6 separate regions of the Mus musculus genome follow, and regions 2, 3, 4, 5 and 6 are each linked to region 1. The links are chromatin loops, found by intact Hi-C in ENCODE. Cell type or tissue: heart. All regions are shown on one strand.

Region 1 (5,000 bases):
AAAAAAAAAAAAAAACTCTCTGTAATACCCAAACAGTTCCGTCACAACACTCCCGAAATTCCTGGAAGCCACGGCCCTTTTTTCTCCCCATTTGCTGAAAGATTTTACTAAATTAAAAAAGATTTTAATTAATTGATTATTGATTTTTGAGACAGGAGCTCACTCTTTAGCCCTAGCTGGCTAGGAACTCAACAAAGATCTGCCTGCCTCTACCTCCTGAGAACTGGTATTAAAGACCTTCACCTTCAGCTGGGTGCATGCCTGGTGCTCACAGAAGCCAGAAGAGGGAGTCAGAGCCTCTAGAACTGGAGTTAGAACCAGTTATGAGTTGGTGCTGGCACCTGAAGATGGGTCCTCTGTAACAGAGTCGAGCATTCTTAACCACTGAGTCACATCTCCAGTTCCTTTTGGATTTTTGAGACAATCTGGCTATGTAGTCTTGGCTGAAATCTAAGACTCTCTGACCTTAGCCCCTTGAGTGCACAACCCCTGCCTTAAAATTACCATAAAGTTTTTTCATTAAATTACTTTTTAAATTTTAAATTAATATTTTAGTATGACTCAAAAGTCAGATTAAGAAAAGTTTTGAGGGGGAGTCCAAGGGAGTTAAGAAAGGGAGATGGGAGGGTGAAAAGGACTAAAATTCTGTCTGTGTGTGTGTGTGTGTGTGTGTGTGTGTGTTAAAAGTCGACAACAATAACATCAAAACCTAGACAAAACGAACAAAAATCCAGGCTATGTAAAAAAAAAAAAACCCTACATCAGCAAACACTCTTCCCTTTCATTCCCTGTACCAAGACCTCCATGCCAGAAGATACCAATATTAACTGTTTGTTGTATATTCCCACCCCCGCAAAATCTCGAACACCCACGCCCCCCCACACCCCCCCCACACAAAAACACGAACACTCGCGAACACATCCACCCACCCACCACGCTTTTGTTTGTTTGTTTCTCGGTTTAAAAAAGGGTTTCACTGTTTAGAATACTGTCCAGGTAGGCCTTGGACCTAGGATGTTAGAAATCCTTCCGTTTCAGCCTCTGGACTTCTGGGGTTACAAGCACGGGTTAAGCTCCCGGGTTTTTTTAATGTATCTCATGAAAACGGCAGTCGAACTGTCTATAGTCACTACTTAAAAAAAAAAAAAAAAACTTTACGATTTTTCTGGCTACAAGTTTAGTATGCTACTATATTTTTGCCACTATAAGTAGTGCTGCAATGATCATTTTGCAATATCTTGGTTTTAGTTTTTAATTCTTTTTTTTTTTTTTTTTCTTTTTGAGACAGGGTTTCTCTGTATAGCCCTGGCTGTCCTGGAACTCACTCTGTAGACCAGGCTGGCCTCGAACTCAGAAATCCTCCTGCCTCCGCCTCCCGAGTGCTGGGATTAAAGGCGTGCGCCACCTTAAACTAGAATCTTATGAGACTTTTCAGTCTTTTAAAAACTGGAAATACCCCGAGAAGGCGTACCTTACTTGCTATTATCTGCTACTCACCATATAAGAAAGAGCTGAACTTGTGGTCAGGTCCCGAGTTTGAATCTTGGTTCGATCCCTAAAACAAAATCCACCGGTTCACAAGAAAACCTTTCCGTTCTGTTCGCTTTGCATAATATCGAATACCCATCATGCACTCTTTGCCGCCAATACTCTGAAATTGGGCGGGAAACCGGATGTAAAAAGTAGGGTTCAAAAAAAAAAATCTTAACTTCTTCCCTAGGATATAGGAGGTTGAGAATCCTTGAGTCCTTGTTTCTCCAGGAATTCGAAAAGTGGTGCCTCTGAAATGGGTGTGCAATTTGAAATTAAAGATAGGACTGATATCAACAGTGAATGATGCATCAACATTCAACCCACATCCATCCCTACTTCCTAATCCCTGGCAAGTGGCTGGCACACAGTGGGCAGTTCCATGGATCTTAATAACTTTGCAAGGTTGCTGCTAGCTGGAACCCAAGGCCAAGCAAGACTTGCTCTACTATGCCCCCTTCTGGTCACATGGATATGACTGGAGAAATGGACTACATTTCCCAGGATGCCTTGGAGAGACTTCCGTCCAATCTGGAAGGTTGTTGGCGCACGCGATTGAAGCGGCGCACTCGGAGTAAACGCGGCTGGCGGTAGTACGTGTGTCTTTTTGCTGAGGGCAGTTATGTTTCTCCAATATTACCTCAACGAGCAGGGCGATCGCGTTTATACGCTGAAGGTAAGGGGAGGAGGAAACAGCTATATATCAAAAGGACGAGAAATTTAGATGGGAGGAACAGTTGGAACCGGCCTGCGCAGCCCACTGAGTGGAGCCATGTCGGAGCCAAAACGTGGTAGATAGGCAGTGGCTTCTTTTTCTGACCACGCGATCTCCTGGCCTCAGGTCACCCATTTTCTTGTTTCTTTCTATCACACCACTCATATTGAGATATTTTTTATTTTTCCTTGAGCAGAAATTTGACCCTATGGGACAACAGACTTGCTCCGCCCATCCTGCTCGGTTCTCCCCAGATGACAAATATTCAAGACACCGAATCACCATCAAGAAACGCTTCAAGGTGCTCATGACCCAGCAACCGCGTCCTGTCCTCTGAGGGCTCGTTAATCTTTTACGCTGCTCATGCCTCGGCCTATTATCAGCAACCAAACGCGTCAATCTGTAAGCCTTGAAGCCTTCCCATGCTGTTTGGAATCCTATCTCACTCACCACGTGAATGAGTCTATACTGATGGGCCTCGCCTGTAAAAGGAACAATATTTTTCTTTCTTTTTTTCATGCCAGGTTATTAAAGATATAGTGAACTGAAAGTTCATTTTGTGTGTTGTTGGAGGAAGAGATGGGGGAAGGGTAGTACCGTTGGTAGTACAAGGCCACTTGAGAACATTCGTAAGCCCTCATTGTAGCAATAGAACTGTGTGCCATCGACGATAGGGTGTTGGGGGGAAAAAGGCTGTGAAAGACTCCTACAAAGGTCAGCATTCCCTGGAAAACTACTGTCTAATTGTGGGCCCTTTAAAAAATATTCTGAATTCCTCAAAGAGTAAAAAAAAATGTATGTGTGTTTTAGTATTTTACCGACATGTGTCTATGCCTATATGTGCCAGTAACCATCAAGACCAGAAGAGGGAGTCAGATCCCTGGTGACTAGAGACTGATAGCTAGTCTTTCTGTGACTGCAGGGGATAGACACAGGTCCTCTGGGAAGCACCCCTCTCTCCAGTCCTACCACTACATTTTGAGTTCTGAGATAACAAGTATGCCCAACCCTGGAAGTTTTCTTTTTCTCTCTTTAGACAGAGTCTCTATGTAGAGCTGGCTGCCCTGGACCTCAGGTCTAACTGCCTCTGCCTTTGAACACTATCTTAAAGGTGTGCGCCAGCCTGTGGATGTTTCTTTACCAAGCCAGTGAAATCTGTCTGGTAGGAGATATGTCTTCTTGGTTTTTTTCAGTATTGGATACAATTAATTCTGTCCTTCGATTGCAAAAATAAAACATTAGCATTGTTAGCATTACTTCTATGCCACGAGCTGTGCATACCAAAATAAAGACTTCAACCTGGAGGTAGTACTAGTCACCATGGAGAAAAGGAAACGTGTGACTCTAGCAATGACTTAGACAATCCCCTGGATACACATGGCTTTAGGGAGCTTGATTATGTGTTTGGGGGCAAGAGGAAGAGCTGTCAGAGTGAGCTAGGTAGTGCATATAAATACATGCAAAAAGACTGGCATGTGTCAGAGAGCAGAAATTGCGCAAAATGTCATTGTAAAGTCTGTGAAGTTTGAATGGCCATCAAGGCTGCCTTAGAAAGTAGATTCCTGAGGAGATGGGCTTCTTTTCTTCAAGAACAGTTGTAAGGTTTTTGGTTTGGTTTGGTGTGGGTTTTGGTTTTTCAAGACACAGTACATTTGTAAGGTTTTTGTTTGGTTTGGGTTTTGGTTTTGGTTTTGGTTTTTCGAGACAGGGTTTGTATAGCCCTGGCTGCCCTGGAACTCACTCTGTAGATCAGGCTGACCTCGAACTCAGAAATCTGCCTGCCTCTGCCTCCCAAGTGCTGGGACTAAAGGTGTGCATCACCACTGCCCAGCCATTAGCTAGCTATAGGCTATATTTAAAAATCCAGGCTGTGCATGGTAGCTGATGTCTAATTCTGTCATAGAATGAGGTAGAAGGATCCCTATGAGTTCCAAGCCAGCCTAGGCTATGTAGTTAGTCCTTGTATCAGAAAACTAAAGGGAGCTGAGGGTGTACATAACATAGTAGGTCCAGTGACTTTCTAACATGCACATAGCTTTACAGAAGACTGGGTTTAGTGACCCCATAATTCCAGCACTTGGGAAGTAAAGGCAGGTCAGAAGTTGAAAGTCATCCTCTGCCGGGCAGTGGTGGCGCACACCTTTAGTCCCAGCACTTGGGAGGCAGAGGCAGGTGGATTTCTGAGTTCGAGGCCAGCCTGGTCTACAGAGTGAGTTCCAGGACAGCCAGGGCTATACAGAGAAACCCTGTCTGGAAAAAAAACAAAAGAAAAAAGAAAGTCATCCTCGGCTATATAGTTTGAGGACATCCTGTGCAACATGAACTCATGTTTCACTTTCTCTAAAGAGCAAAAGAGGTATTTTGGCAGCAAAGGTGCTTCACCCACAAGCCTGCAGATCTGGGTTCAGATCCTGGGACCTATAATCAGAAGGACTCATGTATTTGTACACTCAAAATAAATAAGTGTACCAGTTTTCTAACCCTGCCCCCACCCTCACTGATGAGGATAGAATCAAGGGCTTTGGATATGTCAAATACTCAAAGATCTAATACAATTTTACATTTTAACGGGTTTCGTTTTATTTCCAAGCTATCAAACTCGACTGGAAATTGCCATTTGGTCAAAGTGAATTTCCAAGCCCTGGAATTAAGATGGTTTTGATTCATTTTTTTTTTAAACTATAAATCTTTTATGTGTATTTAAGTGCAGTGCCAGCATGGGTCTTATCACCTAGACCTGGAGTTACAGGGCCAT
Region 2 (5,000 bases), 77 kb after region 1:
TCTTCTACAGACAATGTTAACTGCCATCTCCATGAGCGCCATCGCCACTAACGGAGTGGTGCCAGGTCAGTGCCCAGCCTTGAAATTCACAGTGTCAGTGAGTAATCACTGTGGTTACGGTTTTCCAGAGAACATGAATGTGTTTGTTCTGTTGTTCATAGGGTACTGTGACAGACACTTCCTACAAGCCAGAGAGACAAATGCTGTTTAGCTTAAGGTTTTGAAATCTCATTATTTTTAGACTATTTTTAGTGCTTGAATTTCAGCCATACTCTTTGCTTATAAAATGTTTTATTAGACTATCTTATTTCTTTAGGAAGGATTCCATTTTTTTCCCTAGTAGTGACAAAATGTAGAGTATTGGACACACCATCTTCCCCAGCAAATCTACTTTGTTACGTTCAATTTCCCAAAGTCTGAAACATCTTTTTGTGCACATTTTAAGATTATTTCTTATGACTTGTTTACAGTTCTTCTTGTGATGCTGTTCGAATTCTGTTTTGTCTTGTAGCTGGGGGCTCATACTTCATGATTTCCAGAGCCCTGGGCCCAGAGTTTGGCGGGGCTGTAGGCCTCTGCTTTTATCTTGGCACCACATTTGCAGCAGCCATGTATATTCTTGGTGCCATTGAAATCTTTCTGGTAAGTGATGGATTAACTGTTGACTACAATGTAGAAGCTCTGTGGGTTTATTTTGTCCTTAGATATCAAGGTTCCTGAGATCAGGCGAGTTGTGGCAGCCAATGAGGTGATGACTGCCTGGGACCGTCTGCTTACCATGACTCGGAAGCAGAAAGGTTGAGGTGTCCTTCACCTGCCTGTCCTGTCCCCTCTGGCTGATTGTCCCCAACTTTATCACCTCAGCCAGGGAAGTCATAGCTAAGTACAAAAGACTTGTACATATGTCAATGGAAAAAAGTAACATAAAGTTTTTCTACATTGTATGTGTGTTTGTATGTGTGTAGAGGCCAGCAATCAACCTATTTCCTCACCTGCTGTTCCTCAGGAGCCATCCTGTTTGTTGAGATGGGGTCTTTCCCTGGGACCTGGGGCTCAACACGTTTGGCTGCAGAGCTGTTCAGCTCCAAGGTTCCTCCTGCCCTCACCTCCCCAGTGCTAAGATGAAAAGTGCACACCACCATGCACAGCTCCCCTGGGGATCAAACTCAGGTGCTCATTCTTGTGCAACAAATATTTCACTGGCTGAGTTGTATCCCATACCCCTCTTTTTGATAACTTTATACCAATGAAAGAGTTTTTAATTTCTCTACTCATCTTTTCTATAGCCTTTTGAATAAAATTATTCATTTTTCTTGTTCCCATTTGGAAAGGCAGTATTCAGAATAGCAAATAGAAAACAAAAATAATCTACAACATAACATTTTTATAGACATTCTAGAGCCAAATAAAAATGTGTTTAATTTGCAGTCAGGAATGGCACATAACCTTAATCCAGCACTTGGGAGATGGAGGCAGGTGGATCTCTTTGAGTTCCAGGCCAACTAGGGCTAGGTAATCAGACCCTGTCTAAAAGTAAATGATTATAAAGAAGAAAGGAGGGCTGGAGACAGGCCCAGTGCTTAAGAGCACTGGCTGCTCTTGCAGAGGACCAGGGTTCAATTTCTAGTACCCACATAGCATCTCACAACTGTCTGTAACTCCAGGTAAAAAGGATACAACCCCTTCACAAAACATACATGCAGGTAAAACAACAGTACACGTATAAATAATAAAAATAAGATCACTTTTTAAAAGAAGGATACAAATTAATGTTTTGGTCTTTGTTTGTTTGTTTGTTTAGCTGTCCTTCACAAAAGAAACAAACTATTATAGCCCCTCTCCTTGATTGTTTTGAAATGGCCGCACATCTCCTCTACTTCTCTTTCTTCTTCTGACAGGTATACATTGTCCCCCGAGCTGCCATCTTTCGGAGTGACGATGCACTCAAGGAGTCAGCAGCTATGCTGAACAACATGCGCGTCTATGGTACAGCCTTCTTGGTCCTCATGGTCTTGGTGGTATTCATCGGCGTACGCTATGTGAATAAGTTTGCCTCACTCTTCCTGGCCTGTGTAATTGTGTCGATCTTGGCTATCTATGCTGGTGCCATCAAGTCTTCCTTTGCTCCACCACACTTCCCGTACGTACCTATCTTTGACATAGTCAGTGATGGTATCTGGTAATGTGAACATTTCCACCAGAATGTCATGGGGTGATTTCCTATTGGTCCAGTTTCCCAGAAGGAAGCTTCTTGACATACTGTCTTGTTTACCCTCTTCATCACTTCTGAAATGTAGACCTAGCAGCCATAGCCATCATTAAGGTACCTCTCTTTAAGTGTGCTCCCCCAACCCCCTAATAATGAATGTGTTTATGTGAACTATCCATGAAGGGCTTTGCAGTCATAGTCATTACCAACAACCAATGTTCAATTGCTTTTAAAATAAAAATCGATTCAAAAGAATTTTAGAGTAGTGGTCTGGAGAGAGGACTCTGTAGTTAATAGCTGATCTTCAGAGGACCTGGGTTCAATTCCTAACACCCACCCACATGATGGCTCACCACTGTCTGTAACTCCAGTTCTAGGGGATCTGGTGCCCTCTTCAGGCCTCTACAGGCTTCAGGCATACAACTGACACACACAGACATACAGGTAGGCAAAAACACCCGTATATCCATAAACTAAATCTTTGTTTTTAGGAGTTACCCAAATTGTTTATTTTTTTTCTTGGTACTGTAAGTGTTAAGACTTACCAGCTATAAAAGGAAATGACTGTCTTATCACATGTATGTCCCCTGGACGTTCCATGCCATACATAATATGCAGTAATGAAGTGATGGATTTGTTCAGTGTCTTCACTCACAGACTCACCTATTGTCTCATGGATTTGTGACACACAGGCCAGTTGACACTGAGTTATTTGTAATCTTGTTACAGAAGTTGCCTTTGAAGTCACATGAATCAGCAGGGGATCAAATTTATTGATATTACGCTGATTTAAATTAGCTTACAGGGAAAACAAAACAAAAACTTTATTTTTCATGATGAAAAGGCAGGTCCACTGAAGATGAATGACTTTCCCCAAGTCAGCTAATGGTAGGGCAAGAACGTGGGACTCTGATTTCCTGATTGCTGTTTGGTATTTCTTCTGTGTGATGTCAGTAATAAATCCCACCGTAAGTTTTCATTTTGCTTGCTTAGGGCCATAAAATAAGATCTTTTTTAGAGTTATAAAGGTTTTAGATGCAACAGTTTAGCTGTATCTCAACTTGGGAAATTCCATTTTGCTTCAGGTTCCCCTTTGGGCTTCTCCAATTTTGTTTGGTTGGAAAAGAAATCCCAGTGCAAGCTATTTTGTTTTTTAAAATTCCAGAATAATATGTTTTAAAAAATCAAACCTTTGAGAAACCATGAAACAAAACTAGGCTTGTTAAGGGTTGTTGAGGCCAAGTGATAGATCGGTGGCTCATTGTGTATGTATGAAGCCACTCTGAAGAATCTGAGCCATGGGTTTTGAGCTCAGCAGTATTTTACTACGGCTCTTTTTCTCCATTCTTGTTTATGTTTCTAGGTAGTGGAAAAAAGCAAAGCTACAGTCAATATTTGTATTATCCTTAAATTTCCTTTTTACCACTGGGTCTAGGTTTAAGGTCAAAGCCAGTTTTCTCTTGGGCCATAGAGGGATATGCTTTTAAGTCTAGTCAGGCTGCCCTACAACAGTAGCCAGAAGACTTAGAAGAGCCAGCAGTCCCAGGAGGTTATGACAATAGACATCTTCACGTTTCCTTTCCTACCTTCTTTCTTTCCTTTCCTCCAACACCCCTCCCCCCACACCTCCTGTCTAGAAAGAAAACAAGCAAATGAAAATATGGGCATTTGGACATTTTTTTTAAAAAAATAAGAGCAGAAGTTCCCTGGAATGTTATTGTTGTTGCTGGCACATGGTAATGGTGTGGGGGTGGGGCGGTGACTGCCCATGTGTATGCCTGTGTGGAAACGACCTGGGTGCTAGAGATCTGAGCTCAGGATCTCATGCTTCCAGAACAAGAGCTCCAACCTCACTGGACCACCTCCCTAGCCCCTCCAGGATTCTTTTGAGCCTGAAAATGGATGAATAGCCAAATATTTTTTGGAAGATAATTGAGCATAGTTTCTTTGTATAGTTCTTATGTTTGAATCATATTACCTACATCTGTCATTTGTATGACCTTGATCTTGGGCAGAATACTGAATCACTGTTAATGCCTCCAGCAACATAAGACAAATATTAAAATATTGTGAGATCTGTGAGGGTTACCCTGGCAGAAGATACATGTCACCTCAGTTTAAGGTGTTCATCCCTATTACCATTGCGGTAAAACCCCTGTGAGGTGACGTTTTTATCCTTTACTGACCAGCATTAAAAGGTCTTAAAGACTTAGTTTTCTCTGTTCTTTCTTCCCTTCTTGATCTTTCTCCTCTTCTCTGTTTGCTTTGATTTAGGGTCTGTATGCTGGGCAACCGTACCCTGTCATCAAGACACCTTGACATTTGCTCTAAGACCAAGGAGGTTGACAACATGACAGTACCATCAAAGTTATGGGGATTCTTCTGCAACTCGAGTCAGTTCTTTAATGCCACCTGTGATGAGTACTTTGTTCACAATAACGTCATCTCAATCCAAGGCATTCCAGGGTTGGCTAGTGGTATCATTACTGGTAAGTTAGAGAGTTTAACTAGACCCGGTTTGTTTTGTGTTGTTTCTTCTTTAAGGACAGTGGTGGGAAATAGGCGTTCCCATCTTAGATTTTTCACCCTCCCCCTATTTTTTACTTTGTATTATAGTATTTAATTACTCATAACAATGAGTTTATTATATTTTATACATGCATGCACATTATGTTATTTTGATCACATTGACTCATACTCATTAATCTCTCATTAGTTTGCATACACACTAAATTTAATTATAACTGATTATATGTTCATGGATGGTATGTTTATACCAGCGTGGGCACCT
Region 3 (5,000 bases), 230 kb after region 1:
CCCACACCCCATAACAGTACCCCAGTGTCAGCAGGAAGCAGTCATGGATGATTATTCTGCCCCTTACCCATTCATTATCAACAAAAGGCTGGGACCCTGGGACAAGGAACTGAGGTGCATATTTTAGTTTCAAACCAGACCTTGCCTCGAAGTTCTCCCAGCATCCCCCAGTCCCTACCTGGCATATCCTACCCTTAGCCTTGAACTTTCCAGCCCAGGGGCTGGGCGCCCCCCCCCCCCCCCCAGAGGTTTTTCCCTATATAATCCAAACATTTGTTTTTTCCTTTCCATGAGCCCGTCCCCCTCGCCCCGTGGTGACTTCCCTGACTTGAATTTTCACCAGTGGGGAAATAACCTATCAATTAAGAGCAGTTGTTGCTTTTGTAGAAGACCAAGGTTTGGTTATCAGCATCCACATGGTAGCTAAGACTATCCATGACTCCAGTCCTAGGGAATCCAAAGCTGTCTTCAGGTATCTGTGGGTACCAAGTACTCTTTTTTTTTTTTTTTTCCTTGAGACAGGGGTTCCCTGGCTGTACTGGAACTCACTTTGTAGACCAGGCTGGCCTCGAACTCAGAAATCTACCTGCCTCTGCCCTGCCAAGTGCTGGGATTAAAGGCGTGGGCCACCACTGCCCAGCTGGGATAACCATTTTAAAAGACATTTTATCTTAAGCTGACAAACCTCCAGGGGTTCTCTCATCACATAGGTTCCCCCACTCCCTGCCACCTGTTAGCTGGGTCAACTCCAGTTCAGTCATCAGGCTGTACCTTGGGGGTTTACTTAAGAAAAGCCAACTTCCAGCTTTGATCTTGAGTTGCTCACAGCATTCAGCTCACTGGAGCAGAATCATTTGTTTATATAATTATCTTCCACGTGAATTGAGGACTTTAGGGTGGGGCCAATCTGTCTTTTCAATTCGGAACATAGTGCTACTGGTATATAATTCTGTACACAATTAGAAGTGATATATGGCTATAAGGAAGGGGCCTAAGACGCGATGAAAGTGACATTTCTTTTGGTAGGCTGATTCCATCCCTTTGCTTTTATTATTATTAATTAATTACTTTTACTTTTACTTTATTTTTATTTTTTTGAGACAGGGTCACTGTGTAGCCCTTGCAGTCCTGTAACTCTGACCTGCACTCTGTAAAGCAGACTGGCTGTGAACTCTGAGATGGGCCTACCCCTGGCTCTCCAGTGCTGGGATTAAAAGGCCTGCACCACCATGGCTGGGCTTGCTTTCATTGTTTTCAGGTAGCTTCCTTAAGACAAAATTAACCTCGGCTTCTGTTAACCTCGGCTTCTGTTGTTTCTTTCTCTCTCTCTCTCTCTCTCTCTCTCTCTCTCTCTCTCTCTCTCTCTCTTTCTTTCTTTCTTTCTCACGCCAAAGACGATTTTAGCATTCTCCAACTGAGCTACGTTCCCAGCTCTCTCTTGTCTTTCTATAACTAACTTTCCCGCTACCCTTGTCTTTGGACCCTGTCTAACCAAGTCCTGCTAGGGGAGTTAAGCTCTCTAGGACTGTTGCCTCATTGCAAAATAAGGGCAAGTACCTATGAGAATCAAGCGCTCAATGTGAGTTACAGCAACGACGTTTACAAGTTCTCTTCAAGATTTTCAAGCATCTTTCCCCTTCCCTACCGGACCCTCCACCCACTTGAGCCGCTGTCCAGACCTGTGACTTGGGACTCACCCTCAACCCTTCCTAAATCCTGACTTTAAAATGACTTATCTTCTTTAAATCAGGTTAACTAAAAAACTCATCGGACACCTTAGGTTTTGTGTCATGCAAACACTCATATGAATTAAGAACTATCACACAAAGTGACTTTATGGCGTCCTTTTATTACAGATCACTTCGTGGTCCCCGCCCCGGCCGGGCCCCGCGCCCCGATCACCACGGCCGGCGCTCGGCTGCTTCCGGTGGGGCCTGCGCTCTCCGCGGCGGCTCGCGCGTTCTGCTCGCCGGCGGCCTCATGCAGGCTGAGCGCGGGGCTAGGGGCGGCCGCGGGCGGCGGGGAGGCCGGGAGCGGCCCGGAGGGGACCGAGAGCCGGTCGGGGCAGCGACGGCGCTGGCGAGAGGAGGCTGCGGGGACGGAGGCGGCCGGCGGGGCCGAGGCCGGGGCTTCCGCCGAGGCCGAGGAGGTGGCGGCCTGCGAGGCGGCCGCTGGGAGCCTGGAGGCCGGGGCGGCGGAGCCAGCACTCGGGTAAGGAGCGCGGGTTGCTGCGGCCGCTAGCCGGCGTGTGGGGAGCGCGAGGCACAGCGCCTGCGCGGGATGGAGCCGGGAGGGCGCGCGGGGGGGGGGGGGAGGGAGAGGGGACATGCACGTGTACCGTGCACGCTCAGCCCCTGGCTGCTTGTGGCCGAAGGACTAAGCGACCGGCCTCCGCGTTTTGCTGGTGCCAGAGTCCCATGGTCTGATGGAGACTAACGGCGGCGCCTGGTGTCCGGGCTACAGCCTGGCGTGCTATCCCAGAAGTGACTTCCTGCGGAGCGAAGTCTACCAGAATACAGATTTACACAGAAGTGTTTACTCTGCCCTCCGTTTCCTTTATCCCATCCCACATTGCCTAGGTAACAGTGTCTGTGGTCACCCATACCTGGATGGAAGGACATGGGGGGAAGATTATGTCTTCATTTTGGTTTGGATTGGTGACCTCTAAGATCTTTCCCACTCTTCAGATTCGTATTTAGTCTCGCCGAGACTATTCTGGGTACCTAAAGATTAAATGAGGAGAAACTGACCGACCTTCCCAAGGCCTTTCTGTACTCATATCTTATATGTTGGGCACATTGGTGCTCTAAATCAGGATTAGTGCAGTGCTCTGAAAGCAGTCAACAGCGTTCCAGCTGTGTAGGGACCACTGTCCAGCTGCAGGATTCCACACAGTCTACGTCCTTTGCTTTCCCTCTGGATGATTAGACTGCAAATGGAAACAACTTCTAGATATGTACTCCTCCAAAGTAACTTACTTGGGAACTAAGAAGCCCTGAAACCATTCCTTCTAAAGATGTGTGGTATGAACCATGAGCTTACTGAGTGTGATAAGCAAATTATCAGGACAGTCACCTTTACTGCAGTGTGTTATTATCCTTAATGCAATTGTTAATTTCGCAAAATACAAGAATTTGTTTATATCTATTTTTTGTTTTTGTTAAAGAAGTATATTAGTTTTTCTGCGCCCGTGGACCCGTCTCTCTCTCCTCTTCCTCTCTTCCTCTCTTTCTCTCTCTCTCTCTCTCTCTCTCTCTCTCTCTCTCTCTCTCTCTCTCTCTCTCTGTGTGTGTGTGTGTGTACATAAGTGTAGTGCCAGCAGAGGCCAGAAGGCATCAGATCCTTTGAGCCCACGTTAAAGGCAGTTATGTTTTCCAGAACAGTAGCAAACTGCTCTTAATCCTCTGTAAGGCACCCACACTCTCGGTATATGCACCCCCCCTACATTCATGTAAATAAAAATAAACACAAGAATGCAAATGTTTTTTCTGCGGGGCAGTGGTGGCGCACATCTTTGATCCCAGCACTTGGGAGGCAGAGGCAGGCTGATTTCTGAGTTTGAGGCCAGCCTGGTCTATAGAGTGAGTTCCAGGATAGCCAGGGCTACACAGAGAAACCCTGTCTCAAAAAAACCACACACACCCACACACACACCCCCCCCCCCCCCCACACACACAATAATGCAAATGTTTGACTCCAGTTCCTTTGAATATATACCTAGTAATAGGATTGTGGAATCCTTAGTGGTGGTTATAGTTTTTATTTTTAAGGAACAGCCGTACTGCTCTTTGTAATGCTATACCAATTGATGTTACCATAACATATGAGAGTTCCTATCTCTGCATTTTTGGGAGTTTTGTTTGTTTGTTTGTTTGTTTTTCGAGACAGGGTTTCTCTGTGTAGCCCTGGCTGTCCTGGAACTCACTCTGTAGACCAGGCTGGCCTCGAACTTAGAGATCCACCTGCCTCTACCTCCCAAGTGCTGGGATTAAAGGCATGCGCCACCACGCCCGGCCTATCTCTGCATTTTTTGCTAGCCCTTGTTGGTTTTTAAAATTCCTCCTCTTCCTTCTCTTTCTCCTCTTCCTCATCTTCTTTCTCATCATCTTCTAGATAGGATCTCACTATGTAGCCCACCCTTGCCTTAAATCAAGATCTTCCTGCCTCAATTTCTTTTTTTTTTTTTTAAAGATTTATTTATTAATATATGTAAGTACACTGTAGCTGTCTTCAGACACTCCAGAAGAGGGAGTCAGATTTTGTTTGGGATGGTTGTGAGCCACCATGTGGTTGCTGGGATTTGAACTCTCGACCTTCAGAAGAGCAGTCGGGTGCTCTTACCCACTGAGCCATCTCACCAGCCCCCCTGCCTCAATTTCTAAGGTATGGGATTACACATCTACTTTACCACAGCTGGGTTTATTTATTCATTTAACTGTTTGTTTGCTGTGATATAATCTTATCATGTAGTTCAGCCTGGAACGCAAACTCAGAACCCTAGAACCCTGGTTTTATTTTAACTACGTTTTTGTTGTTGTTCTTTTTTTGTTGTAGGCATATTTTATTTATTTTCTTATTTTTTAGACAGGGTCTCAGCATGTAACCTTGGCTGCCCTGGAAACTGACTCTGTAGACCAGGCAGGCAGGCCTTGAACTCAGAGATCTACCTGCCTCTGCCTCCTGTGTTGGATTAAAGGTGATCTTTCATTGTGTGGGTTTTTTTTTTTTTGTGGTTGTTGTTTATTTGTTTGTTTTTCCATTTATTTAGAAGTTTCTAGATACTGTTAGGTGAGTAGCTTGTTCTCATGATTTTGATGATGAGTGACACTGAGATTCCTTTTCATATATGCACTGGCCATTTGGGTCTCCTCTTTGGGGACATATCCCTTCAGGTGATTCAACCCTGTTTTAATCAGACCCTTTCTGCTTTTTGTATTTGAGTAGTCTGAGGTCGTTATAAATTCTGCAGGATCATCTTTTGCTGGGCGAACAGCTTGTAG
Region 4 (5,000 bases), 110 kb after region 1:
TCGTTGCTTATTCAAGGGGACCAATGTTTGGTTCCTAGCACCCACATGGTGGCTCACAATGATCCACAACTCTAGAGCTGGGGGATCCAATACCTTCTTCTAACCTGAGAGCTCTAGGCATAATATATATGTGCAGACAAAACACTGATATGCGTAAAATAAACCTAAAAGAAAATAAGTTTAATCCTAACAAAGTATGAAATATATAAATCTATGTAAAAATAACCATAACTATTTTGATTATTCACATTAAAACTCAACCATATTTGTAAATAACTTTCTGTAGAATACAGCAGTTATACAAGTATTTTATGATATGCTTTTAAAAATCATATCATTTAATAATTTGTAATCATAATTTGATATACCAAGATAAAACATTACAGGATAATACTTATCCAAGAATGACTAATGACTGTGTGTGTCATTTTCATACTGTAACAACTGAATGTATGTATTCCATGGAATCAAAATTATTCGGCAAAACTAAGGCTGCAAGGGAAGCATAAACGCAAGAAGATACCAAGCACCCTCTGCACACTGGGACTCGTGCTGTGACAGTCCTGTAAAACAGCTACTAAGGCAGATGCTAAATAACATAAGCCATGTGATATGTTCATAACATATAAATCAAACAGTGTGGCACATGGAAAGGCTTGACTCTGTAATATTAGAGAGACCCCAAAGGAGGGACTTAGCAAGTTATGAAGGAATCCTGAGGAAGAGCATTCTAAGACTAGAGAACAAACACAAAAAGCAGGGAAGGGGGATTTGTCTGGTATCCTTACAGAGCAGCAAGGGAATCATTATGAAAGAGTAAACAAATGTAAAAATAGTAGACAGGGCACAGTAGCTACAAGGAGTCTGACTGGTACAAGCAGAGTTATGTCTAATACTAAAAAGACGTTTGGTGTGTACGCGGAATGAACATGGAATTTTAGACTGATTTTGAGTAGGGATGGTCTGGCATGTTTTAAAGGGATCATTTTTGATGGCTGTGTTTGGAGACTGCAAAGAGGACAAGGTAGGACATAACAAGACCCATTAGAACTCCATACAGAGAAGGATACTGAGAATTTGAGAAGGGGAGACTTGAATATAGGATCTCAGGGGTTTATTTGCAGGTATACACAAAGCGCACCTCTTTAGACCTAGAAAACGTGGTAATGCTGGAAACATCTTTAGTTCACACAATTATGCAAAGCCATAGTGGTACCTAATGTGTAGAGATCAGGAGTACTAAACATCTTAAAGTAAGTACCCAGCATAATTCTCCCCAACAACAACAAAAATGTACTTAGCCCCAAAGAGAAAACAGAGAAAACAGTGCTGAGGTTGAGAAAGCATGATTTTAAATAGAGGGATGGAGGGATAGGTGGTAGATGGTTAGTCTACGGCTGGTGATGTAACAGTTGAAGGCAGTGAGAAATGATAGCAGGATTGGGATGTTTTCAGGGTAAAAGTGACACAGTATCCTAACACACCGAAATTATGTCAGGGAACATATACGTAAGATACTGTACCATGGATCTTAAGCAATGTGTCTTAATGACCGGCTGCTTTACCTCCACTCCAGAGAGTAAGGCGAAACAGGGCTGGCCTACACGCTACGGTAACGTCTAATACCTCTGTACCTTCTCCACCAGGATCCGGTCGGTCTCTTGCACGCTGGTATCAGGCACTTGCTTGTCCAAGTAACCGACTGGATAGAGGGAGTCTCCCTGTCCACTGCCCCGGTCACTTCGGCCCCTAAAGAACCAAACCAAATCAAGAGACTAAAACTGCGGGTTTCCAGCCCTATCAATCACAGGAAAAAGAACCTCAGATGTAGCTACCCAAATTAGACCCTCTCGTGCGTTCGTCAGTTCTCTCTGCCTATTGGGAAAACTAAAAGATCCTGGGGAAAAATACCTTCCACAGCACAGAAGCTCCTTGGGTAACATCTATGTGCTACCCACTCGTGTCGGAGACTTAGACGAGGCCCAGGTCCGCTGGATCTCGGGCCGTTCTAGGGTAAGGATCAGATACCGAGCTTCACTCGAGAGACTCACCTGCTGCCTCCTCCCGGCCCACTCAGCTCAATGGCCCATTTGAACCGCCGGCCTCGGTTGGCCACTAGGCCCCCCTGGGTCGTCATGACAGCGGCCGCTGGCTAAAAGTACCCACACCCTCCGGCCGCTTGCGTTCTGCAGGTAAGAACTAGCTGCAACTGCAAGCTCTCCGACTTCCTCGCGTTCGCCGCAGTGCACTTCCGGCGCATAATTGAACGTCACACGATCACCGGAAACTTCCTGTCGGGAATACAGAAGAAAGAATGCGTGAATTTAGAAAATCCGCAGACATCCAGAAGAGCAGCTTTCTGAAACCTCCCTGCGAGTACACCTCTCACTTGTGCTCTGTCTCTCAGGTGTGCGCCATCGTGCTGGAGTGAAGTCCGAAAAGACAAGAACTGAAGCCAAGAAGAGCACGAAATTGAAATGTTGTTTTAATCCTGGGGTTATCCGGAATTGGGTGACCTTGAGCGAATTATTCAACCTCTGAGTACTCCGTGTCCACATATCGCAGGAGCTATGTATTTGTCTTGTTGTTGTTCTTGTTTAAATGGTTTTCCCCCATTTAACTCGCAAACTAACCCACCGAGGTAGACTCTGGGAATGGAAAGATAAGCTGAGTTCAGGATTTATCTGGTCTCCTTTTAAGTCCTTTCATTACTTACTGTGCCACCTCGTCTAAATTAAATTCATTGCTCCACCTGCCTCATGCAAAACGATGGATAATCGCCTAATTTTGACCTGTTGTGGGATTAAATAGGACCTATAACCTAGACCTAACTTTTTTTTATCATTAAGCGTTATCATTCCTAGAAAGGAGTTTAATATTCAATGGCTCATCTGTATTGTAATTTAGTCTATTACTGGAAAAATGTTTCCTCCCTCTCACCCCTTTTATAATTCAGTGTTAGTGTGAAAATCACTTGGGACATCTGTTCCTATTGTACTAGGAGTGGAATTGCTACATCTAAGAGTATGTACATTTTTAAAGAATTACTATTTTAAATGCCTACTTTTAAATTATCAGTTCAAATACAGTAGTTTTGTTTATTTCTTCTATTTACCTTTATTACTGTTATTCCCAAATTGTTTGTTATGGCTGTAGTTTTGAGGAAAGGACTACTGTGACAGTATGGTTGAGGATCTGGCTGAAGAATACCTCCTTAGCCAACTTAAGTTTTAAGAGATAATCTCTTAGAGATGACGGTGATCTGCACACATTGAAGATTCCCACCTCCACATCATTTTCCAGTTTTGTAGTTCTATGTGCAGAGAAGAGAAGGCTGTGTATGACATACAGTGTAGCAGAGTGGCGGAGGGTGTGAGATTTTACCAGCTATTCAGAACACTGCAACCTAAGACATTAGTCTAGAATTTTCCATTTAAAGTTTGTAGAACACAAGTGAAGCTAGGAGAGCTACGTGCAGATAATCTAAGCCACGAAAAGCAAAACTGATGATTGAAAAGTTGTAATTAAATAAGTTGTCATTAAATGTGCCACGGTAGAAATAAGTTAGAATTATACATATGTAAAACAAAATATAAAATAGGTTATCTATCACAAATGTTAATATGTGTTAAGTAATAGTTTTCAGGTAACGTCTAATTTTTAGGGCACTCGTGTGCTAATAAATTTTTAATGAGCATATTTTAAAAACAAACTTGTTTGATAAAATCGCATTTTTCTACTTAAAGTATTTCCTCGTTATATGAAACTTTAAACTATAAATCTCAGTTACTCTGTCCTCAAGGAGTCAGCCAGGAAGTGTATTCCTTCACCCCGAGAATCTTAAATGTCATTTGCTAAGTTGTATCTCAGGAAGACGAAGCCATTGGAACGAGATGCTCACATCTGCGGTATTTTCAGTACTGTTAGTATAATGTGATAAGCTATTTACAAAGATGACAACAGGCAGATATGGCTGCACTGGCATGTCAAACCACAAAGTGGCTGCCAGCATACATGTGTTTTTCATGACTGGGTGCCACAAGACCACCCCTCTTCACATACTCCAAGGAGCTGAGCACTGAGGTGACCAGCTCTTCAGTGCCTGCACGTGGGATATGTTCTGCTAACTGGGCTGCCGACCAAGTGCCAGCCCAGTGTGGGGATACACAGGGGGCCTCCACCCAATCAGAGGAGAAGGGGACGGGGACAGGGACAGTGAGTGGGATGTAAAATGAATAAATAACAAAAGTTGAGCACTGCCCCCAGCCCCAGCCTCAGCATGCCTGGCTTTCTCAGCCAGTGATGCCTTCCAAGCCCTGCACATTGAGTCCTTCTCCAGCTTCCTCCAAAGTTTTCAGAAGTGATGAAACCACGGGATTCTGGACGCAGTGCCAATGAGCAAGCTGTGCAATCAAGGGCCCCACGCCCATCCCCTGGAGGCCCATCCCCCGGTTAGAAAGATTTAACTGTCAAATGGTTACTAGAGAATTGCTTTTAGTTTTCTTTCCTTATCTGAAGTTAGGTTTTTGTTTTCTTTTTAAATCTATTTATTTTATACAAGGTCCCACTATGTACCCCTGGCTGGCTTTAAATTCAGAGATTAGCCTGCCTCTATCTCCTAAAATTAAAGATATGTGGTATGATCAGGGCCTTTTTTGTTTTTTGTTTTTGTTTTTCTGTCTTACAACTCCTTCAGTATCCAATAGAATGTAGGAGACTACTTTATGCATGTGGGAATGCTTCAGGAGAAAAATGAAGGGCATCTCCACAAACTTCACTTGCTCATTTTCCTTGTCACTTTTTTTTGTTTGATTGTTTATTTGTTTGTATTTTATTTTATGTTTTAAACAGGGTTTCACATAGTTCAGACAGCCTCAAAGTCATCATGTAGCCAATTGATAGCCTTGAACTCTTGATCTTCCAGCCTCTGCCTTCAAGTGTTGGGATTATAGTCCTGCACCACTGTGGCAAGATCTGCTTATTCTTTTGAAAAGATTATC
Region 5 (5,000 bases), 220 kb after region 1:
AGTGTACTTCCAGAGAAGGGCCCTGAGTCTGTCTCTCTGATTCACTGGCAAATTCTAGAGGCATTGGGTGGCCTTGGTAATGGACAAGACTCACCTCACAGGCAGGTGCATGTGTGACTCTTTGTTTGACAACAGACCTTGCACCTTGACAAGCCTTCAGGGACTCAGAATGGCAGATGACATTCCTTTAACAAGCAAACCAGACTGTGATCATTGTTCTTTCCAGAGGAGTTGCTAAGGATTCAGGGTAGCTTGCTGTTGCCTTGCCAATACAATTTCTCTTCTACTTTTTTCTTTTTCCACCGGCAGAGAAGCAGCAGCTTAAAGGTCTTCCTGAAGGTTCTGTTGCAGAGAGCGTAACAGATGGGGTTGATGGTGCTGTTGACATAGCACAGCCAGTAACCCAAGTGCCACAGGGTGACAGGGACACACTTGTCACAGAAGGTGGAAACCAGGACCATGATGTTATAAGGAGTCCATGTGATGATGAAGGCCAGGAGAATGGCGCTCAAGGTCTGCGCCGCTTTCCTCTCTTTGACTAGGACCATTCTCTTTCGTTTGGTCATTTGATGGCTGAGGTGGGGATCCAGGCCTTTTGTTGAAGGGTCTTTGGACACTGGGAAGGAACAGGGCATGATTTTCACCTTACGACAGCCATTGTTTGTCTCCTGGGTCCCGTCAGCTTTTACCACCAATCGGAACTTATAGGCAACACACTTCTGACTCTTGAGTCTGTGAGCAGCACCTGGAGACAGGAAGTACTTGGGAGTGTCATAGTCATTGTTTTCAGTCCGAGGGCTCACAAACGTTTCCTTGGTCTCTTGGGTATTGAATTCCTTCCCCGGGCTTTCCTTGGCCTCATTCTTGCAGACCACTTGAAAGACAGGGTCAGTGGTGGCCTTGGCTTCGTCCTCTGAAGAGGGGCAGCTGCTACAGTTGGTAACCTGCTCAGCCTTTTCCCAGTCAGCACTTAGATCAGTGGCCTGGGTTGGCTTTCCCGTTGTTGAGGTGCTTCTACGGGAGGATGACCAGGAGGCCTGGTTCCGTACTCTCTGGGCCAGGCTGGGTCTAGGGCAGCTAAAGAAAGATCTGAGCAGGGTCCTGTGAGCCGGTTTTCTCTTCTTGACTTCTGCCACAGAATCGGAACCTTGGAGGTCAGCCAGGTCCTTGGTTCGTTTCTCTGTTTCCCGGTAGATCCGGCAGTAGAGTATGGTCATGACGGAGACAGGGATATAGAAAGCGGCAATGGCGGTCCCAAAAGTGATGGTGGGCTCAGAGAGGAACTGGATCTGGCACTCATCAGGTGGTACTGTCCGCTTCCCGACCAAGTACTGCCAGCAGAGGATGGCTGGCGCCCAGAGGATGAAGGAGACCAGCCATGCCAAGCCGATCATGATGCCAGCCCTCTTTGGGGTACGCTTGGCTCGGTATGTCAGTGGTCTTGTGATGGAAAAGTAACGATCAAAGCTAATCACCAGAAGGTTCATGACAGAAGCGTTGCTGGCTACATAGTCGAGTGCAAGCCAAAGGTCACAGGCCAGACTCCCGAGAACCCAGCGTCCCATGAGGATGTAGGTCGTGTAGAGGTTCATGGAGAAGATGCCAATGATGAGGTCTGCACAGGCCAAGCTGAGCAGGTAATAGTTGTTAACTGTCTTGAGCTGACTGTTGACTTTGAAGGAGATCATGACCAAGACATTGCCGACAATGGTCATCAGACTGACCACAGCGGTCACAGCTGCAATAGTAATGACTTCCCACAGTCCATGGCGTTCCAAAGCCTGGTGATTTACTGGGGTGCCGTTGACAGTGGTTTCATTGTGATAAGACTCCCCTTCCATCCTGGCTCAAGAAATTACACTCAGATTTGGTCCAAGGTTTGGCGCTACTCTCTGTTTGGAGCTACCTCCCCTCTTCTTGGCCAGTATCTGGAAGAAACACAAACAGGTCAGTTCCGCTCATCACACACACTTCTGCATAGTTTTCTTTTTCATTTAGGGTTCATCATTGCTAACAAAATTATGAAGTGCACGTAGAACAAGATGCTGAATTGTTGAACCTTTTTCCCCACTGAAGAAATTAATTATCAAAACTATTCATAGTGTTGAAATACTTAAGGTAAGTATAAGGTAGAAGGCAAAATACATTTTGGATAACATTCTAGAAATATATCTGTACACATCATTGCATTGGATAACAGTATAGTAATATATGTATATAATTTTTATCATTGCAAAATTCTTCTGCCTAATGAATTTTGGACTTTGACTATAAAAATTCAATTACATGTTTTTCAATGAAAAATTCTGACATTTTTACACACATAACAAATGAATTTTGTCTTCCTGTCTCATTGCCCTCTCTCATTCCCTGCTTCTCCCACTGAAACCATTCTTCATCCATAGAAATTGCTAGGCCATCAGTAGTAACATTTTTATCAGGGCTATTCTTTTAAAAATGTATTAGTTCTTCGAGAATTCCATATGTTGTATTTTGATCATATTCACTCCCCCAACCCCTTCTAGACCCACCCCTCCTTACCCACCCACCCACCCACCCAACTTTGTGTCTTTTACTTTTTTGTTTGTTTGGTTTTTTTTTTGTTTGTTTGTTTGTTTGTTTTTCGAGACAGGGTTTCTCTGTATATCCCTGGCTGTCCTGTAACTCACTTTGTAGAACAGGCTTGGCCTTGAACTCAGAAATCTGCCTCCCTCTGCCTCCCAAGTGCTGGGATTAAAGGCGTGTGCGACCACCAGCCCTTTTTTAACTGTATAATCCTTTTGCTTTTTCAAACAGCCCTCAATGCCTGAGCATCTTTCATATGTGTGAAACTGCTGCCCTCTTGTGGCAATTTTATAAAAGGGGGGGGGGTTGAGAAGGTAAGGGAGAAAGAAAAGAAAAAATAGAATTGCTTAAAAGGAAGGGAGGGGGAGGTTGGAGGGAGAAGGAGGAGTGGAGGGCAGGAATGGGGGTTGGGTGGGGGATAAAAGTGGAGTTGGGGGAGGGGGAAGGTGAGTGTGAGTGTGACAGACTTGAATTTGGGACACATAAACTGGACATGAACACCAGATGTAGCAACCAGAAGCAGTAGGTTTAAAACACAAGTGCTCACAGTGGGTTAAATATCAGGAAGAACTCCAGAACTCCTGTCGAAGGAATGTGTGAAGAAACAAAGTTTTAGGCAGCTCTTATTAAGTGACCTGTATTTCACTTCTTTTGACTGATAAAGAAGAAGTGCAGTCCAAGGTTCATTTCATTGAAGAGATGACTTCTCATTGTGTCTGAAGCGATAATGTTAGGAGCAGGATTTCAACTGACTGGCTTTAAAAATGGTGCTTATTAGTGTGCTAAGTGCCTTGGAGCATAAAAGAGATGTGCCAGCACATGAATTGAGAGGCTTAATATTACTCGGCTTTATCAACCATCCAGGAAGAAAGTTGGGCCTTCAGGGACAGAAAGGCCTATTCCTGAGGATATTAAATGGCTGCACTGTCGCTGAGGACAGGAAAGCCGGTGAGACAGTTTAAATTCGAGGACTAGACAGGGAGTCACTGGATGTGTGTGTGTGTGTGTGTGTGTGTGTGTGTGTGTGTGTGTGTGTGTGTTTGTGAGAGAGAGAGAGAGAGAGAGAGAGAGGGAGGGAGGGAGGGAGAGAGAGAGAGAGAGGGAGAGAGAGAGGGAGAGAGAAAGGGAGGGAGAGAGAGAGAGAGAGAGAGAGAGAGAGAGGAAGAGAGAGAGAGAGTGTTTTCCTCCCAGTTCTGGGGTGAGGGTGGGGCTCCTTTTCCTTCTGTCTTATGCAGTATTCTCAGACTTCTGGAAACTTACTATTTTTCTATGTGTGCCATGTCATAAAAAGCCTTGGAAATACTGCTGTAGATAGATTTATGGGAAAGTCACAAAGTCCAGAATTCCTTGGCAGCAAACTCTTTCCAAAAGAAGTAAAAGCAAAGATTCTATATTCATCTTTGCACTCCTAATGAACACATGTTTTCCTGTAAGCAACAGGAGGAGAATGTCTTGAGGAGACAGCAATCCCCTGCTTCAAGCAAGGCTGACTGATCTAGGAAGATTAGGACTGATGCTTGAGCCTGGGTTTAGTTCCAAGGAGATCAGAATGTATCTTGTTAAATTGTTTGGGGGCTGCGGTGGTCAGAAAGCTGTGTGGACATGGGAAAGAGGACGAGGAGGAGAGTGGTTATGTGTGCATGGATGTCTGTGCACCATGTTTGTGCAGGCATGAAGTGCCCTTTGGAGGCTAGAAGTGGGAGTCGTCTCCTAGGAATGGAGTTACAGACAGTTGTGAGCCACCGTGTGAATGCTAGGAATTGAATCCTGGCCTTCATGCAGAGCTGCGAGTGCTTTTTAAGTGCTGAGCCATCTGTCTAGCCTGGCCTTTTCTTATTTTTAAAGAAAAGTGGAAATAAACCACATTTTCATGCTAATGAGAATGGCACATTAGAAGGTAAAACTGATACATGGGAGAACATGCTAGAGTTTCTGGTCTCCAGATAAGTGAGCTGGCATGGGGCCTAACGTGGCAACAGAAGTAACTGCCTGGGACTGGAACTGAGGTCCAACAATAGTATCCCAAGGGAAGATGGAGTATAAGAGTACGGATCCCAGCTGCTGTGTTTAGTGATGGCAGGGCTGGAAATTATCTTCTGATAATGTCTGTTACAGAAAACCTGGTCAACAGCTTAGAGTGTGGAGGGCAGTAGAAATTTGCAGTGTATATTTTAGGGATGGCTCCATCAATTTTGAGTTCTCTAAGCCTGAACCCTTGAAGCTCTTTAACAAATTCCATTAGAGCCTCATGGGCTTTGATCGTTCTATCACCTCTAGAATAAAACGGGCAGGAACTTGGGGCTTACAGCATAGGTACTGCTAGAATCCCTCTGTGTCCTGTGAGTACCCCTAAGTAGTAGATGCAGATGTTTAAAATACATAACAAGTGGAACGTCAGACCTGGCGATGCAGGCCTAAGAGCTCAGGTACTCTGG
Region 6 (5,000 bases), 190 kb after region 1:
CTACAAAGTGAGTTCCAGGACAGCCAGGGCTATACAGAGAAACCCTGTCTCCAAACAAACAAACAAACAAACAAAAAAACTAAACAGACAAAAAAAGAAATATCAAACAACAACAGAGAGAGAGAGAGAGAGAGAGAGAGAGAGAGAGAAAAACTGAGATAAAATGTCTTCAACCACCACTTTCCATTATCTGTTGTACTCATAAAGATAGCCCCTCCTTTCCTCAGCTTCTGTTGGATTTTAATTATATGCTATTACTACAATAACTTTTAGTACAGTATATTACTATAATTACACTATTTTATTTAAGATCATTAATCTCTTACTGTGTTTAATTAATAAATTAAACTTTTTTGTAGGTAGTAAATACAGGAGAGTCCATATAGGGTGATCTGGGGTTTTTTGCACCCATTAGGAATACTGGAACACATCATTATGGATTAAAAAAAGGAATTCTGGATATGGACATGGAAATCACATGATGAAGGAAATGCACTTTAGCAAAATCAGTAAGATTAGGAACAATTTTAACGTCTCTTAGTAGGGAATCAGGAAATCTATATACTGGGGTACTTGGTAGCCTTATTTTAAGAATGAGGAAACATTTATATACCATTGGGATAATTTACAGCCAAGAGCAGCACTAGCTCTAGCACTAGGGAGGTTGAGACAGGAAAACTGCCACAAGTTTGAGGTTAGCCTGGGTTGCATAGTGAATTCTGGGGCAGACTGAGCTATGGTATAAGACCCTGTCTATAAAACATAGACCAAAAACAGAGATTTTTTTTTCCAAGCTACATTAGGGAAAAAGGGCAAAATGAAGAACTGCATTTGTAGTTTGCTATTAGATAGATGGTGTACAAATATATACATGTAAAATAGAGATGCATTATAGCTGCATACATTTATATATTTATATGTATTATAACACATTAATTTTAATTAAATTACATATTGAGGTAATTGTGATGGCTCACAATTTATGTCAATCCTTCCAGCATTTCAGTGGCTGAAGAACAGATAAAGTTCAAGACCAGTCTGGACTGTAGTATGAAATCCTATCTAAAAAAAAACTCACGATGGGGGAGGAATTCACAACATACTGGTTTTATTTATATAATAAGCACTATTTATATAATAGTGTGTGTCAAATAAATATACATTATGTTGCATATTATATTTATTTAATATCAAGTATATGGATGTTGCTCACATGTATGTATGTATGTGAACTAGCCTGTGGAGGTATCAGATCACCTGGAATTTGAAGAGCTATAGTGTGGGGGCTGGGGACTGAACTCAGGTCTTCTGCAAGAGTAACAAGTGGTCTTAACAGCCGACTCATCTCTCTACCCCCATATATGTATATTTTTAATTTTATGTTTTTGCTTATAGACTATTTCTGGGCACAGAGTCAAGGGATGGAGATAGAGACCACTAGAAACATGCATAAAGTTAGGTGTATTAATTTCTGTAGCAAGAAAAACTCTATACCAGAGAAACTGAATAGAAGAGAATTAGTAGAAGAGTATTAGTAGAAGAGAAGATGGATGAATTTTTACAGTATTTAGGCCTCTGCTCAATGACTGAGTTATCTAAGGCAGGTAAGCATCAACTCTGAAAAGAATATGTTAGCCAACGAAACAGTGAGAAACGAAGCAGGGTTGCGGCACTCTTGGTAAATAAGAATTAAGAACTGGAAGAAGGATGCTAGACGCGGCATGGCTTTACGAAGGTAACTGTTTTCTGGTGGTCTGGCCATTTGCCCTGTCTGTGTCTTAGGTATTTTATTTACCATTTATAGTGAGTGCTTCACTTTCTCAGTCTGCAACCTTGTTTGTTAAAAAACCAAAGCATTAACACAGAATGAAAATAAACATTCTCCGCGAACTTAAACATGGATCACCATTTTTTGATATAGATTTTAAAAAACTTTTTGTTTTCCTTTTCAGCCCAAATTGTCTGCATTTCCACTCTCCATCGGGAGCTTCACTCTTTTTTTTTTTTTTTTTAACTTTTCTATGGAGGCAGAGTGCACAGGGTCTTTTACGGAGATATGTGGTAGAAAGGAGACTATTTAGAGCTAGCAAGAACCTTGAGAAAGTGATAGGGTCGATGTCTGAATGTTGTTAGCTACAGACACAGCACTCAACACTTCAGATCCTCATTCCTCTCGGTCTCATGGTCCTTTACGCCCACGATAAGACCTGCAACTGTGGACGCCACAGCAAAACTCTCTGCCAGCTTTACTTCGCCTTACATGCCCTGGCATCTTTACTTAAAAGCCTCGCCACCTTTTAAGCCCCAGCCCTGGGTCATTCGGAGCGTTGATCCTGCGCCCCTTCTCCTGATTAGTCAGCGGTCACAACTTCTCTCCGGGGCGTGGACAAGCTCCGGGCCGGATCCGGCTCGGGATGATGACGACATCGGCTGGCGACGGTGGCGGCAGCTTTAGCGGCCTTGCGGCGGGGTAGGACTTCCGGGCCGTAGGCCTGACTCCTCAGAGCTGCTGTCATGGCGGGTGCTCTGTGGGGTTTCTTCTCCGTCCTGCTTCTGTTATTATCAGGAGATGCCCACAGCTCGGAGGTGCCTGGGGCTGCTGCCGAGGGCCCGGGAGGTAGTGGGGTCGGCCTGGGAGATCGTTTTAAGATCGAGGGACGTGCGGTTGTTCCGGGGGTGAAGCCTCAGGACTGGATCTCCGCGGCCCGAGTGCTGGTAGACGGAGAAGAGCATGTCGGCTTCCTTAAGTGAGCATCCCGAGGGCAGCAGGAAAGCGATTGGGGCGGACGCTGGAAGGGTATCCAGCTAGGACAGCTGTCAGGACCCTCAGTGTAGCTGTCAGAAACTGAAGGCACCGGCGCCACTAACGGTTTGTGCTGGGAGACCTTGAGAGGCAGTCAGGTACTTCAGCAACGAGGATGGCGGACAGTGGTCCCAGGCGCCCGAGACCTATGCGGTCATTTATTTGTAGCCGTATTTTGGCTCCAGTGTGAGACAGATCATACTTGGGCCCAGGGGAGTCTCATTTATCTGTTGGGTTTTACCCGCTTTGCATTTTGTCTAGTGTTTCTGAAACCTAGTTGCTTTCTCCATGTCACTCTTCTGATAGCTTGGTGTTGTGTAGAAAGATGCTGAACAAGTGGGAATTGTCAAAGCCCAAAGGGCTCCCAGTGATGACATAGACTGTAAGGCTAATGGTCCTGCTTCTAAAATTAATGGGCCCAGAAGTCCCTAATCAAAGAGTGCTTTTTTGGGGCCCGAGTTTGTGATTATTGTTCTTTTTACAATTGAATTCATCGAGGGATTTGCGATATCATAGTCGTCATTTAAGTCAGACCAGGGTTACTCGAGATTCCTTACGCCTAGTTGTTCTTTTCTTGTTCTTAAGAGTTTGTGATTTATGTTTAGATTGGAAGGTGGGTTGAATTTCTTAATGCTTTGTCAGCAGTCCGTTTTCATTCTTCAAGCCACGAATATGTTTTAAATTTTGCCATCAGTATTTGGAGTTGAAACTATGAGTTGAAAGAAAATATTTCTTTGCTGGCTTTATAGACCAACTTCAACCATACATCTTAAATGTGGATGTTTCAACTTGAATTGCTTATTTCTGCAGATTGTTGATGTTCCCTTGTGGGATATTCAACCTCAGATTAATAAATAATGGCAAGTTGACAACCAATATTTTAATGTTATTTGGCATTAGGGTATTGTTTAAATTTTGTCCTAATTAATGTTTCATTAGTAATAAATTCCCACTAGGATGTGGGAGGTAAGGCTTAATTGAGTAGTCAACTTCTGCCGTATGCAGCACATTTGAAAACCTCCTATTTTTATTTTGAAGATATTTTACAACTTAATATAGATTGTTAGATATGTTTAGCCTTGCACAGTGACATAGACCTAGCATCTCAGCTACTCAGGAATCGGAAGCAGAAGGACCATAAGCTAAAGGGTACTCTGAACTATTTCGTTGAGACCCTGTCTCAAAGAAGAAGGAAAAAAAGCTGGTGGTACAGTGTTGTGGTGGGACTTAGTATGCAAGAGGTCCAAGTACAAATAAATAAATGTTTATTGAAGAAAATATAAATAAGATATTTTCTTTTTAAAAGATGCAACAGAAAGATAATAACCTTTAATGTTTTATAGTAAATTTTTTTCTGACTCTGTAGAATCATATGACTTGTCTTTAAGAGTAAAGCATATAAGACCATAATTTTCATTTAACATTTATGAACATGTTTTTATTCATGCTCTTATATTCATATAGAGGGCTAATTGAGAGTCGATGTGGTTTTTATGGTGATAGTCTTTTTTTTTTTGTTTGTTTTTAGGCTTTTTATTTTTTGGCTTTTTGAGACAGGGTTTCTCTGTGTAGCCCTTTGCTGTCCTCGAATTCACTTTGTAGACCAGGCTGGCTTTGAACTCAGAATTTCGAATGCCTCTACCTCCCAAGTGCTGGGATTAAAGGAATGCGCCACCACTGACCGGCTTATGGTGATAGTGTTGTTGGAAATAGGCTTGGTAATTTGTCTTATTTTTTTGAATAACCAGCACACAAGTTTGACTATATTTTTGGTTTCTAGGGAAGTAGCTTGGAACTTTACTAATGGAGGTGAGAGGAAGTGGGTTAAAGAGCACTTAAGCCACTTTTCATATCATAATGTGCATATAAATCACAACTCGCTTTTCCAGTCTTCTGCTTTTGGACAGTTAGGTGGTTGCCAGGTGTTTTGTTTTGTTTTGTTTTGTTTTATTTTGTTTTGAAATTATAAGCTTATATACTACTTACTTGTGACTTTTTAAAAAATAATTATTTATTTATAATACTGTAGCTGTCTTCAGACACACCAGAAGAGGGCATCAGATCCCATTACAGATGGTTGTGAGCCACCATGTGGTTCCTAGGATTTGAACTCAGAACCTCTGGAAGAGCAGTCAGTGCTCTTAACTGCTGAGCCATCTCTCCAGCCCTTGAATATTTTTTAAATACATAGTTTCAC

Evidence for each region. Peaks named below come from ENCODE experiments on the same cell type or tissue, not always from the same donor. Only the 100,000 strongest peaks of a DNase experiment are listed, where the experiment ranks them.
Region 2: a loop joins it to region 1, with 4 times the contacts of the local background. A loop is called at or near these places in 13 of 42 quality-filtered maps.
Region 3: a loop joins it to region 1, with 2.5 times the contacts of the local background. A loop is called at or near these places in 14 of 42 quality-filtered maps.
Region 4: it touches region 1 in a loop (4-fold over the local background); 24 of 42 quality-filtered maps call a loop at or near these places.
Region 5: a loop joins it to region 1, with 2.4 times the contacts of the local background. A loop is called at or near these places in 19 of 42 quality-filtered maps.
Region 6: it touches region 1 in a loop (4-fold over the local background); 15 of 42 quality-filtered maps call a loop at or near these places.

What each region holds. Positions count from the first base shown.
Region 1 is chr2:112,259,872-112,264,871 of GRCm38, forward strand. It overlaps Nop10 (NOP10 ribonucleoprotein), which reads left to right and starts at 2,055. Exons shown (of 2, transcript NM_025403.4): 1 at 2,055-2,206; 2 at 2,442-3,027. The coding sequence starts at 2,153. The coding sequence ends at 2,582. In heart, CTCF peaks have their summits at 1,985 (motif pointing left) and 3,099 (motif pointing right); a DNase peak (open chromatin) is centred at 2,080; H3K4me3 peaks cover 1,768 bases; H3K27ac peaks cover 1,122 bases.
Region 2 is chr2:112,337,348-112,342,347 of GRCm38, forward strand. Slc12a6 (solute carrier family 12, member 6) reads left to right here. Exons shown (of 25, transcript NM_133649.2): 6 at 11-65; 7 at 512-642; 8 at 1,899-2,140; 9 at 4,484-4,698. The region is part of intron 2 of Gm39908 (a long non-coding RNA gene); the gene reads right to left. Among named protein-coding and RNA genes, the nearest start is that of Gm39908, 13 kb to the right of the region's middle. In heart, a CTCF peak has its summit at 2,611 (motif pointing left); no DNase peak of the experiment used is centred here.
Region 3 is chr2:112,491,011-112,496,010 of GRCm38, forward strand. Aven (apoptosis, caspase activation inhibitor) reads left to right here and starts at 1,954. Exons shown (of 6, transcript NM_028844.3): 1 at 1,954-2,211. The coding sequence starts at 1,981. It also overlaps a transcript of Chrm5 not described here. In heart, CTCF peaks have their summits at 2,219 and 2,418; a DNase peak (open chromatin) is centred at 2,291; H3K4me3 peaks cover 1,910 bases; H3K27ac peaks cover 1,977 bases.
Region 4 is chr2:112,365,768-112,370,767 of GRCm38, forward strand. Emc4 (ER membrane protein complex subunit 4) reads right to left here and starts at 2,260. Exons shown (of 5, transcript NM_026519.3): 1 at 2,052-2,260; 2 at 1,635-1,749. The coding sequence starts at 2,137. In heart, a CTCF peak has its summit at 2,105; DNase peaks (open chromatin) are centred at 2,244 and 4,334; H3K4me3 peaks cover 2,394 bases; H3K27ac peaks cover 1,443 bases.
Region 5 is chr2:112,478,929-112,483,928 of GRCm38, forward strand. Chrm5 (cholinergic receptor, muscarinic 5) reads right to left here and starts at 1,889. Exons shown (of 1, transcript NM_205783.2): 1 at 144-1,889. The coding sequence starts at 1,841. The coding sequence ends at 243. In heart, CTCF peaks have their summits at 2,840 (motif pointing left) and 3,058; no DNase peak of the experiment used is centred here.
Region 6 is chr2:112,452,554-112,457,553 of GRCm38, forward strand. It overlaps Emc7 (ER membrane protein complex subunit 7), which reads left to right and starts at 2,472. Exons shown (of 5, transcript NM_133749.2): 1 at 2,472-2,747. The coding sequence starts at 2,515. In heart, a CTCF peak has its summit at 4,836 (motif pointing right); a DNase peak (open chromatin) is centred at 2,428; H3K4me3 peaks cover 2,125 bases; H3K27ac peaks cover 1,622 bases.